Linked DNA regions of Homo sapiens: region 2 is linked to region 1. A link is a contact called in ENCODE Hi-C or POLR2A ChIA-PET data. All regions are on one chromosome and are shown on one strand. The core of a region is the stretch at or near the end of the contact, and the rest is flanking DNA. Distances in the headings are between cores, read along the strand shown. Region 1 holds the start of TMEM183A (transmembrane protein 183A). Region 2 holds the start of PIK3C2B (phosphatidylinositol-4-phosphate 3-kinase catalytic subunit type 2 beta).

Region 1 (6,008 bases), core at 2,374-4,873:
AATGCACCCTCCTCGGCCTCCCAAAGTGCTGGGAGTACAGGTGTGTGCCACCGTGCCGGGTCTAAAGGACAGTTTAATACCAAAAAAGTAGGGTGGACATAATCTAGAAATATAGCATTCGAATGCTGTATATATTTATCTGCTGTCCTTGAATTTCCCACTTTTCTGAGGAAAATATTTGAAAACAACATTTTCCTTTCACTTTCTTCCTAATAGCTAGGTTAAGCCACTTGCATTTAAACATAATAACAATTTTAGTAACTTTTACTTGTCTTCCTAGCAAGAACTTGTATCTTCTGGTCTGGAGATTAACAGTGCTATTAATTAAAAATTGTTGCTTTTTAATAAAAGGTGGAATGAAAGAGTAGGATCATTTGTTCCACTATATTGGCCCAAGGACTTAAGAGTCTCAGAGGATTTGCTTAAAATCTTCTCAGTCTAGAAATTTTGAAAGATGAAATAAACAGTTTTGAGGCCGGGCGCGGTGGCTCACGCCTGTAATCCCAGCACTTTGGGAGGTCGAGGTGGGTGGATCACAAGGTTAGGAGTTCAAGACCAGCCTGGCCAATTTGGTGAAACCCCGTCTGTACTAAAAATACAAAAAAATTAGCCAGGTGTGGTGGCACATGCCTGTAATCCCAGCTACTCGGGAGGCTGAGGCAGGAGAATTGCTTGAATCCGGGAGGCGGAGGTTGCAGTGAGCTGAGATCGTGCCACTGCACTCCAGCCTGGGTGACAGAGTGAGACTCCGTCTCAAAAAAAAAAAAAAAGAAATAAACAGTTTTGGGAACTAGCATTTCTTTCATCCAATGCATTAAAATAGTAATTATACTGCTGAAAAATGAGACAACATTCTTGTTAAAACCCAAGTTTTTTATAGTGACATTGTAATAGGGTTTATGTTTCTTGTAACTTTGATTTCCTCCAGAATCTGAATGCCTGAGTGTTTTCAACAGGGTGCCACATGAGTAGAAATCTACATCTATGTGAACCTTGTGAAATTTTTATTACACTTTTTTTGGTCTTTTTTTTTTTTTACCTTTTTGTGGAGAATGGGGTCTTGTTGCCCAGGCAGGTCTCAAACTCCTGAGCTCAAGTATTCTCCCGCCTCCACCTCCCTAGGTGCTGGGATTACAAGCGTGAGCCACCATACCCGGCCATGAATTTTTTATTGATAACGTTGTGAAATGAGAAGCCTCAGCACTTACCATCTGCATTTTGAACTGGACTACAAACATGAATTACATATAAATAGAAACCTTATTTGAAAGAATTTTCTTTTGTTAACAGCTTATTAGACATTTGTTTCATGTTGTAACTTTAGATAAATTAAATTTGAATATTTCATAATTGTAATCAATTCTCTTCAGCTTCAATTTTAATTCCTAATTGATTCAAGCCTATTAGCAAGATCCCTGGTGGTAGTCTGTTACATAATGTTAGTAAAAGGCCTGAGGTTTTTCTCCTAACAAACTTGGTGCCAGCTCGTTAGACTGAAAATAAGATACTCTCTGGTAGATCCAGCGGATTGGATGCCTGGGTCCTAAGTTTCCCAAGCCAGGGATTATCACCTTTTAGGAGCTGCAAGGAAGTTAGAAGGATAAAGGAGAATAACTTAGGAAACCAAATAACTTCTTATGTGTCGCGGTGATACTTTTCTTTTTTTTTTAATTTATTTATTTATTTACTTTTCATGCGCGTCTGTGTGAAGAGACCACCAAACAGGCTTTGTGTGAGCAATAAAGCTCTTAATCACCTGGGTGCAGGCGGGCTGAGTCGGAAAAGAGAGTCAGTGAAGGGAGATAAGGGTGGGGCCGTTTTATAGGATTTGGGTAGATAAAGGAAAATTGCAGTCAAAGGGGATTTGTTCTCTGGTGGGCAGGAGTGGGGGTCGCAAGGTGCTCAGTGGGGGAGCTTTTTGAGCCAGGAAAAGGACTTTCACAAGGTAATGTCATCACTTAAGGAAGGACTGGCCATTTTCACTTCTTTTGTGGTGGAATGTCATCAGTTAAGGCGGGGCAGGGCATTTTCACTTTTGTGATTCTTCAGTTACTTCAGGCCATCTGGGCGTACACGTGCAAGTCACCAGGGATGCGGTGGCGTGGCTTGGGCTCAGAGGCCTGATAATACTAGCCCAGGGTCCTGCTCCCTTACAGTTCTGTAATCTTCACTCAGTGACTCGCTTCTGTCTCAATACAAAGGAAAGACGTTATTTTTTCTTTTTCTCCTTTTTTTTTTTTTGAGGCAGGGTATCGCTCTGTAGCCCAGGCTGGAGTGCAGTGGCGCAATCATGGCCCACTGCAGCCTTGACCTCCTGGACTCAAGTGACCTTCCTGCCTCTGCGATAGTTTTTCATGGATGCTTCTAGTAGTTTTTTGGAGGTATGGTGTGTTAGGAACAAACTGCCCCAAAAAGCTTCTTGGTACTGCCGACACTTCCCCCAAACCTCTCCGTGCTGCTCACTCCTCCCCCTAATGCTCTGCAACTCTTCTCCTTCCCCCAAGCCTCTTTACACTTCTAAGTCCTTATGAAGCCAGCAGACTTCACTTATCAGACCTTGCTGCAATAAACAAACCCCAATTACAAATCATCCGGACCGCACAGGGGAAGGTGATGGGAAGCATAAACAAACTTTACCTACACCCTCCTGTAATAAACGTCACAAGCTAATATGTGGCAAAATTAACCAGCAAACAACCCCAGGGTCTCTCTCCCCCATATAAACCCCTCATTTTGTAAGCTCAGGGGTGCCTCCTCTGTCTGTGGTGGAGCAGCCGTCAGGTTAATAAACTTCCTCGGCTGACCTTGGGTCTCTCTTTCGTCCTTTCTCTCGGCTAACCTTATATGGTGATAGATTGGAAACTTTTTTTTTTTTGAGACGGAGTCTTGCTCTGTCGCCCAGGCTGGAGTGCAGTGACCCGATCTCAGCTCACTGCAAGCTCCGCCTCCCGGGTTCATGCCATTCTTCCGCCTCAGCCTCCCGAGTAGCTGGGACTACAGGCGCCCGCCACCACGCCCGGCTAATATTTTGTATTTTTAGTAGAGACGGGGTTTCACCGTGTTAGCCAGGATGGTCTCGATCTCCTGACCTCGTGATCCGCCCGCCTCGGCCTTCCAAAGTACTGGGATTAGGGGCGTGAGCCACCGCGCCCGGCCGATTGGAAGCTTTTAAGAACTCCTTCTCCTATTTTGAGAATTCAGAAATTTATTTATAGCTTTCGTAAAATAGAGTGAAGACTCTTACAGACCTATGTTAGACTAGCAGGCGCTCAGTCTCTGTGGTCCGAGATAGAGCACGAAGATGACAGTGTATATGCATTTTGGTGCTGAAGTGGACCTGGAGTGTGGACAGAGGAGTTACTAAGAAGAATCCCGGAGACCAGGATGTAAACTCTCAATTCTAATCAACACAGGTGTGGGCTATGGTTCTGAGACACCATTCATCTCACACGAGGTACGGCGATACGCGACACCACCCAGTACAACAGCTCTCTCTCCACCTGGAACCCGGACCCAGCTTGATTCGCGGGTGCCGGATGATGACGTATCCTTGCACCTGGCGATGATTGGTTCGCGTGGAGAGGCGTCGTCCGACAACGCGACTCGGAACCCGGACCTATGTTCTCGCGAGAGTTAGCGGCCTCCGGTGTGGGATGGCCGCGGAGCCGGGCGGAGCTGGCTTGCGGCTCCCGGGGCCGGCTCTCCGGCCGGAGACATGGCCCGGGGGCCCGGCCCGCTAGGCAGGCCTCGCCCCGATACGGTCGCCATGCCCAAGAGAGGAAAGCGACTCAAGTTCCGGGCCCACGACGCCTGCTCCGGCCGAGGTGGGCGAGGGGGGCAGGGGCGCTGAAACATTTTGGGGGCTGGCGGCTGGGAGGGGGCTGGACCGTGCCGAGGTGAGCGCTCGCGTGCCCGCGGCTGGAGGGCGGCTCGGTCCGGGGGCCTGCAGCGAGGAGGAGGTGTTGGCGGGGAAGACGCTGACGAGAGAAGGCCTCTTCCTTGAGGGTTGGTGCTGTGTTGCAGTGACCGTGGCGGATTACGCCAACTCGGATCCGGCGGTCGTGAGGTCTGGACGAGTCAAGAAAGCCGTAGCCAACGCTGTTCAGCAGGAAGGTAAGCTTTGCGCGAGCCTTTAAAGACTCATGCCGCGAAGACAGAACTAGGTATTTTATTTCTGTTTTTCTTGCAGTCCTTTAGTCGTCTTCCTGTAACCGTGTTTGCTTTCGTTAGTGTTAACTTACATATTGGGGTGGAGGAGGATTAGTCAAGAGTAGCAGTTTCTGTAGCAGAAATATTTTCTTTCTTTCTTTGCATTTAAAAACATGTTTGCATACTTTTTAGTTTCCACTGCATTCTTCTTGGTTATTAATCTCTTTGCTGTAGTTCACATGTTTTACTCTGCAGTTTGCTTCCTTGTTTAATAACCTTGGAGTGTTCTTTTCCTTTTCTGGTGTTTCTCTTGCTTTCAGTCTGTTTACTCATGGGTCTGAGACTTGTGTTTTATGACACCTACTGCCTCCAGCTCAGGACCAGGATTAAATTGGATTCAATTTGTCTCAAACATTTCTCTGTAGACCTTATGAGAATACAAATCAGCTTTTATCCTGCAGGGTTTATAGTGGAAAAATTGTACACACCTTTTTTCTTCAGGGCTGAAAAAAGGAGTTTCTGCAACTTTGGAGTCAGTTTGCCCATTGCTTTCCTTTTTTTTTTTTTTTTTTGTATTTAAAATACTAAAATCTTTATTTTTTTTGGTGACAGATTCTCACCTTTCTCTCTCAACGATGTTTTTTTTCCCCCCTTTCCTGAATGGATGCTGATACCTTGGCTAAGTTGTTTGTATTTCTGGGTGGAGCTGTGTGCCATCTCATTCTCCTTTTATTTTCTTCTAGTAAAATCTCTTTGTGGCTTGGAAGCCTCTCAGGTTCCTGCAGAGGAAGCTCTTTCTGGGGCTGGTGAGCCCTGTGACATCATCGACAGCAGTGATGAGATGGATGCCCAGGAGGAAAGCATCCATGAGAGAACTGTCTCCAGAAAAAAGAAAAGCAAGAGACACAAAGGTATGGAGCTTGTTCTCTTTTGGTTTATTAGACCTGCCTGTGGTGACAAATTGAAGATGTTACTTTCCCAGTAGCACAGGAGGAGATATAAGACGTGATACCAGGAGAGTTTAAAGAAAACTTGGCTCTCCCTAAGAACCTTGGTAGTGGGCCGGGATTTAATACACCTGGGCTTTCTTTTTTCTTTTGTCTGAATTCGAGAGGGAAAGAGATTAGTACGTGTTAGTAGAGTTCTGGAGCTGTGAACTGGACTCTAGTAGCCCTTCATTGAGAACATGTTATTATCAGGTAAAAACCCATAAGGCAATGTGAAAATAAAAGGCCTTTGCATTTCTGGATTTCTGAATGTGTAAGGAAGCAGAGATGTAACCAAAAAATGTTTTCCAAAGTATGTGGATTTTACGTTAACTAGTTTTGTTACACACAAACATAGACATTATCGTGGGCTTTTAAGTGCTCTGCAATTAGTAATGTCTGCTTTATGTCTAATAAGTATTGTGGGAAATAGAAAAGTAGGTGATTTTTTTATATCCTAATGGCAATGAAATGTACACAAATGAAACAAAGAATAATAAACTGATGATAATATAACGTGCCAAACCATCATTCAGATTCTGGGTTTTCCTTCAGACTTAATGAGTCAGAATCTCTTGGGGTGGAACTCAGAATTTTTATTTATTTATTTTTTTGAGACAGGGTTTTGGTCTCTTGCCTGGGCTGGAGTGTAGTGGAAAGATCATGGCACACTGCAGCCTTGACTTCCCAGGCTTAAGCGATCCCCCCATCTTAGCCTTTTGAGTAGCTGGGACTACAGGTGCTATGCCATCATGCCTGCTAATTTTTTCTATTTTTTGTAGAGACAGGGGTCTCACTATGTTGCCTAGGCTAGATTTGAGCTCCTGGGCTCAAGCAGTCCACCCACCTTGGCCTCCCAAAGTGCTGAGATTA
Region 2 (5,237 bases), core at 1,336-3,835, 1.5 Mb after region 1:
TGGTAAGCAGCATTTCATTATTAATCCTGTGAGCCATGGCTACTCCCCCACCTCCATTTTACAAATATACAAACTAAATCTTAGGTCCACAAATTGTCTGTGCTCACATAGCTAAAAAGAAAGTCACACCAAGACACTGTTTTCTCTACTACTTCACATTATGATGTCCAAGTTCACATCCTGGGAACATGAGGAGCCTGAACCTTATAGCTAGTTACAAGCCCCTAAAAGGAACAGAGACCTCATTTTTCTACCCACTGGTCCAGGCCAGGGCCATCCCAGCTGAAGCACCACAGACATGATATAGATGCAAAGCACCAGGCACAGGAGGAGTGGGGACACCACCAAGCGGGGACCAAAGGCCCACGAGGGTATAGAGTATCTGCCAGAGCATACTAGGTCATGACAAAGACCAAAGGCATTCCAGACCACCAAGGAAGTCCAAAGGAGCTCCCCCAGAAACAGCCCAAGTCCCCAGATAAACTGACCCTTCCTCACCCAGCACACCCCCTTGGCCCTTTCTCACTCATGCTTCCAGTGGAGAAGGAAATAGACAAGCAGCCGGGTCTGAGAGCTTGATCAGATTCAGCCATACACACTCAGCAGTAAGCTCAGAGCCATGGCAATCAAACCTCAGGCTCACCCAAAGGCCAAAGGAGAAGCAGCCACAGCCTGGGTCTAGGGCTCCAGCTCAGAGCCACCATCTCTTCAGATGCTGGCTGCCAAGCAGAGCTATAAAATGTGCCTCGACTTAATTTTTCCATGGACACAACCTCAAGATGGGCCAGCCAGACTCTGGAGGAGCTGGGATTCCAAAGTCTCACTGCCTGTCTGCTCTGGGATCGGCAGCTGGAGTTGGGGAGAGGGAAGTATTTGGGGGTCGGCATTGCCACCTCCTGGGCCATTTCTCTTCCTAATATCTTCCCAAAGCCTGATGCAGCAACAGAGTAAGTTTTCATTCAGCACTGATTCAGGGTTGGAATTTAGTACAAATTGCTTACATCTGCCTGGCCATATCCCAAATAGGTAGTTTAGAGCAAGGAGGAGGGGCAGCATTGGCCCACTTCTTGGAGCCCGGGTAGCCGCCTGCTAAAGAATCTGGTGCCATGCTGGGACCAGCCAGCCCAGGGTACAAAACTCTCCAACAGAGTTGAGAAAAAACAGCCCAAGAGAGCTGCCAGAGACAATACAGCGATTCCATCCCAGGCATGATTGGAAGGGCTGGGGCAGGGAAGCTACGAAGACCCCAGAAGCGGGTGGAGAGGAGAAAAGGCAGGCCTGAAGGAGCAAGAGCAATGGCAGAAAACACACACACACACACACACACACACACACTTCAACATCAGCCAACTAGGGTGTGTGCACTAACCTCATACATTTGGTAACCTCTTCCCACAATCCAGAAGCCTGCCAAGCCCCTGGGCTCCCCACCCTACTCCACCCCACACCAGCTTGGCAGCCTTGCTTGTGCTTCCTGCTGCGATTGCTCCTCCAACATCAAAGTCACCGCTGTCGGGAGCTGAAAATGAGGGACAAGTATAGGCCAGGAGAGCAGCGCCTTCTCCCAGCACCGGCGAACTCAGGCCTGAGGGTCCCTCTCCCTCTTTCAAGCTTTCAGTCTCCTTTTGCTGCAGTATCCTTATAAGGGAGAATCCAATTCTACCCTCCGCCCGACTAAGAAACGTACACATTCCCCAGGCTAGATGCCGACTTCTCACCCAGTCCACAGAAGGCACTAACCCCATCACAGGACAGGTTTTGCTTTTTTTATTTCTTATCTTAAATAAACAAACCCCAAAGCCATTGACTGGTTCAGATCGCCCTGCAGCTGGGAGCCAGGAAGTGTGTTTAGCGAGAAGGGGGTGGGGACGCGGGTGCCTGGAGCCCCAGAGGCCCTGAAGCTGCTGGAGTGGAGTGGAGTGGGGTGAGGGGCAACCTGCTCTGCCCGGCGGGCAGGAGCTCAGGCTCCCACGGCGTCCGCCGCTCAGCCCGCCGCCAGGAACCCTCGGCTGCTTCCATTGTTGCACCTCCGCTGTTGCCATGTTGGAGGGAGAGCCCCCTGACCTCGGCTGCCTCCACTCTGGGGGCACTTTACAGACGCTGGGGCCGATGCAACCCGCAGGATGCGTGTCCTACCTGCGCTAGCTGCTGGCTCTGCTGCAACATCCGACGTGTCTTGTGCCTGGCGACGTGGGCTGCTCGCTCCGCGCCTCCCGGGCTCGCTCTGCGGCTCCAGGCGCCTCTTGCACCAGCGCGAGAGGAGCTGGCCGGCCGCACGCCGCCTGCTCCCGGGCCGCTCCCCTCTCCAGGCTCCGCACAGACCCTAGGCTCCAAGGGGCAGAGGGAGAGGCAGCAAAGGGCGCAAGGACCAGCTTGTGGGGGTGGGGAGGGGTGCTCTCCGCCGAGAGCGTGCGCGAGCTCGCAGAGTCAGGCCACCCCGGGTGAGACAATAGCGGCAGCAGCGGGCGAGAGAGGGGAAGCCATCTCCCGGACACCCGGCGCACTGCACGGCGACGCGACGCTCGGCCAGACCCTGCCTGGACAGGCAGGCACCCGGCCGCCGGCTCCAGCCGCAGCGCCGAATCCGCCGCGAGCCGGAGGGCGGGGCGGCTGCTGGAACCCGGGCCGCCCTTCGCCTCTCCCCTCCCCTTCCCCCTCCTCTTCTCTTCTCCTCTCCTCCTCTCCCCTCCGACTCCCGCCCCACTTGCCATTGCGTGGGGGAAGAGAAACGCGCTGGCGTCAAGTTGTGCTCTGCAACCCAAGAGCCAGGATTTCCACTCCCCACTTGGGTGAGGGTTTTTGCGGATGGTCGTTAGTTTCCCCTGCTGGAACCCCTTGGCTTTGGGTCAGAGGAAAGCTCAATCATTCTGCTAGAAATGACGGTGCTGAGGTCCAGTTATCCGTTTCAGGAATTTCTACCATAATTACGGTAGCGATGTTCGGGGGATCCCCTACCTTGAGGGTTAGGTTGGGGTAGAGAGAGGCTGTCTCCGGGCTTTACACGCTCAGTGTCATTCGTCTTTCTGTCTCCTTCCTTCCTCCCTTTCTGGAAGGGGAGTCTCGTTTGTTTTTGTATTCGCCCAGGTGGATCTTCCGAGCTGCGATCCAGGAAACAGCAGTCAACCTAAGTAGGGAGGGGAGATAGAGGATCCTCCAACCCAACTAGGGTAGTGAGAAAAAAAAGTAAAAAAAAAAAACCTTTCATACAATATGTTATATTTAAATTTTCTACTCTAAATACCTTTCTTCCAGCAGTGGTCTCTGGAAGAATTTTCCTAAAGGCTCCACCCAAAAGAAACCATGAGTTGGCCAGCTCCTCGTTTGCATTTGGTTTGCATAGTACCAACGATCACTAATCTCAAAGTATATTTTCCTAAAAACGTGAATCGTGTTTTCCTCCACTGCCCTCATTTCTTCTTTCTTTCTCGACAGACTATGAAGATTAACACCTGGTCCTCAGCCTCTCAAGTAAAACCATGATTAAATAAATTTGTTATGCTTTTCTCTGGTTAACTTGTCTTTTGTTATAGAAGTGTCGGCTGTGACTCTTATGATGGGGAGGAAAGGGATCACTCCCCTTTCTGATCCTACAGTGCCTTCTGTACCCAATGCTTGTGACTTTCAGTATTCCACTTCACCCTCTGAATATCAAGAATAGCGTCCTCACCTATCACGCTTTCGTAATGATCAAAGGAGAGAATGTAGGTGAAACATCTTGATAATTAACTGAAGGCAGCTTGGTCTGCACATATGTCATAATGTATATGATGCTACTCCTGATCTCAGGAGCCACAGGGGTTAAAAAACGTGTCCGTGCACTTCTTCACCATACAAATATTTATGACAGCTTACTCTGTGTCTGTCATCAGGTCAAGCTCAGGAGCCTGAGAGAACAGAGTGTTACAGGGGCCACTGGTGGTTCTTTTTTTTTTTTTTTTTTTTGAGACGGAGTCTTGCTCTGTCGCCCAGGCTGGAGTGCAGTGGCGTGATCTCGGCTCGCTGCAAGCTCTGCCTCCCGGGTTCACGCCATTCTTCTGGCCCAGCCTCCGGAGTAGCTGGGACTACAGGCGCCCGCCACTATGCCCAGCTAATTTTTTCTTTTTTTTTTTTTTTTTTTTTGTATTTTTAGTAGAGACAGGGTTTCACCGTGTTAGCCAGGATGGTCTCGATCTCCTGACCTTGTGTTCCACCCACCTCGGCCTCCCAAAGTGCTGGGATTACAGGCGTGAGCCACCGCGCCCGGCGACCACTGGTGGTTCTATGCTGCTGGGGTGAAAAGTCTGAAGGAAAGAACTAACAGGAAGTAGGCATAGGTAGCTGAGTGGAGGATCAGATCACAGGCTTTATCATGCATTTTGGTAAGGAAAAAATTGAATAAAGAGAAACCAGGGCATGCCAAAAAGTTTAGGTGCTGTAGGTGACAGAGAACCTGCTGTGCACAAATGGAACTGGGAAGTAGTGTGACCAGAAAAAGACTTCCTGGCATATTATAGAGAAGGATTTGGAAGATGCACTGCATGTCTTCCGTTTGCCCCTCCAGATCTTCCTGGCCCTCTGGCTTCCTAGACTGGGTTGGCCAATGGGGGCCATGGCTGAAGATTGAATAAGGAGGGAGGTCAGGGGAAACTGGATATTTATTCTTCAGGATTCCTCTCTTTGGGGTCACAGTGCGCTGGCTGCCACCCTCAACCAAAGATCACAGCTTCCACGGGTGGTTCTCTCTCCCCTCCCTCTCTCTTTTGTTTTTCTTTTTTTCTTTTTCTTGAGACCGAGTCTCACTCTATTGCCCAGGCTGGAGTGCAGTGGCTTACTGCAACCTCTGCCTCCCGGGTGCAAGCGATTCTCCTGCCTCAGCCTCCTGAGTAGCTGGGACTACAGGCGCATGCCACCATGCCCGGCCAAATTTTTTTTGTATTTTTAGTAGAGACAGGGTTTCACTTTGTTAGCCAGGATGGTCTCAATCTCCTGACCTCATGATCCACCCTCCTCAGCCTCCCAAAGTGCTGGGATTACAGGCGTGAGCCACAGTGCCAGCCCCCTCCCTCTCTCTTGATTCAGGTAATCACTCCCCTCCTTTGACTTTTCGGGCCTGGGGGTGGAAACATTGATTTGCTACTGGCCCTAGTAGATTGTACACTATTTCTTGTGGTTTTCCTGTACTCCGCCGACCCTTTATAAATTGTCCCCTTATTTTTTAACCTCTCCTCAAATTACCCCTCAAGTGCAGTGTGCCATTT

Evidence for each region. A loop is a pair of places that touch in the nucleus more often than their neighbours do. ChIA-PET counts read pairs that join two places held with the same protein, here RNA polymerase II (POLR2A). Pooled maps may share reads with other maps.
Region 2: a pooled map shows a loop between it and region 1 (5-fold over the local background). The contact joins the promoter of PIK3C2B here to the promoter of TMEM183A in region 1. A Hi-C loop is called at or near these places in 1 of 37 single-sample maps with no recorded cell type and 8 of 50 pooled maps. POLR2A ChIA-PET finds 5 or more read pairs at or near these places in 1 of 52 experiments (PC-9).

Annotation. Positions count from the first base shown.
Region 1 is chr1:203,003,751-203,009,758 of GRCh38, forward strand. TMEM183A (transmembrane protein 183A) reads left to right here and starts at 3,624. Exons shown (of 8, transcript NM_138391.6): 1 at 3,624-3,824; 2 at 4,024-4,113; 3 at 4,893-5,060. The coding sequence starts at 3,716. It also overlaps the pseudogene MGAT4FP. RefSeq lists enhancers at 1,427-2,201, 2,843-2,972, 2,976-3,750, 3,751-4,523, a cis regulatory region at 1,953-2,302 and a silencer at 3,683-3,932.
Region 2 is chr1:204,492,220-204,497,456 of GRCh38, forward strand. PIK3C2B (phosphatidylinositol-4-phosphate 3-kinase catalytic subunit type 2 beta) reads right to left here and starts at 2,586. Exons shown (of 33, transcript NM_001377334.1): 1 at 2,137-2,586. It overlaps LOC124904584 (translation initiation factor IF-2), which reads left to right. Exons shown (of 2, transcript XM_047439554.1): 2 at 1,957-3,513. The coding sequence ends at 2,977. RefSeq lists silencers at 627-706, 2,266-2,735 and enhancers at 1,776-1,965, 2,036-2,165.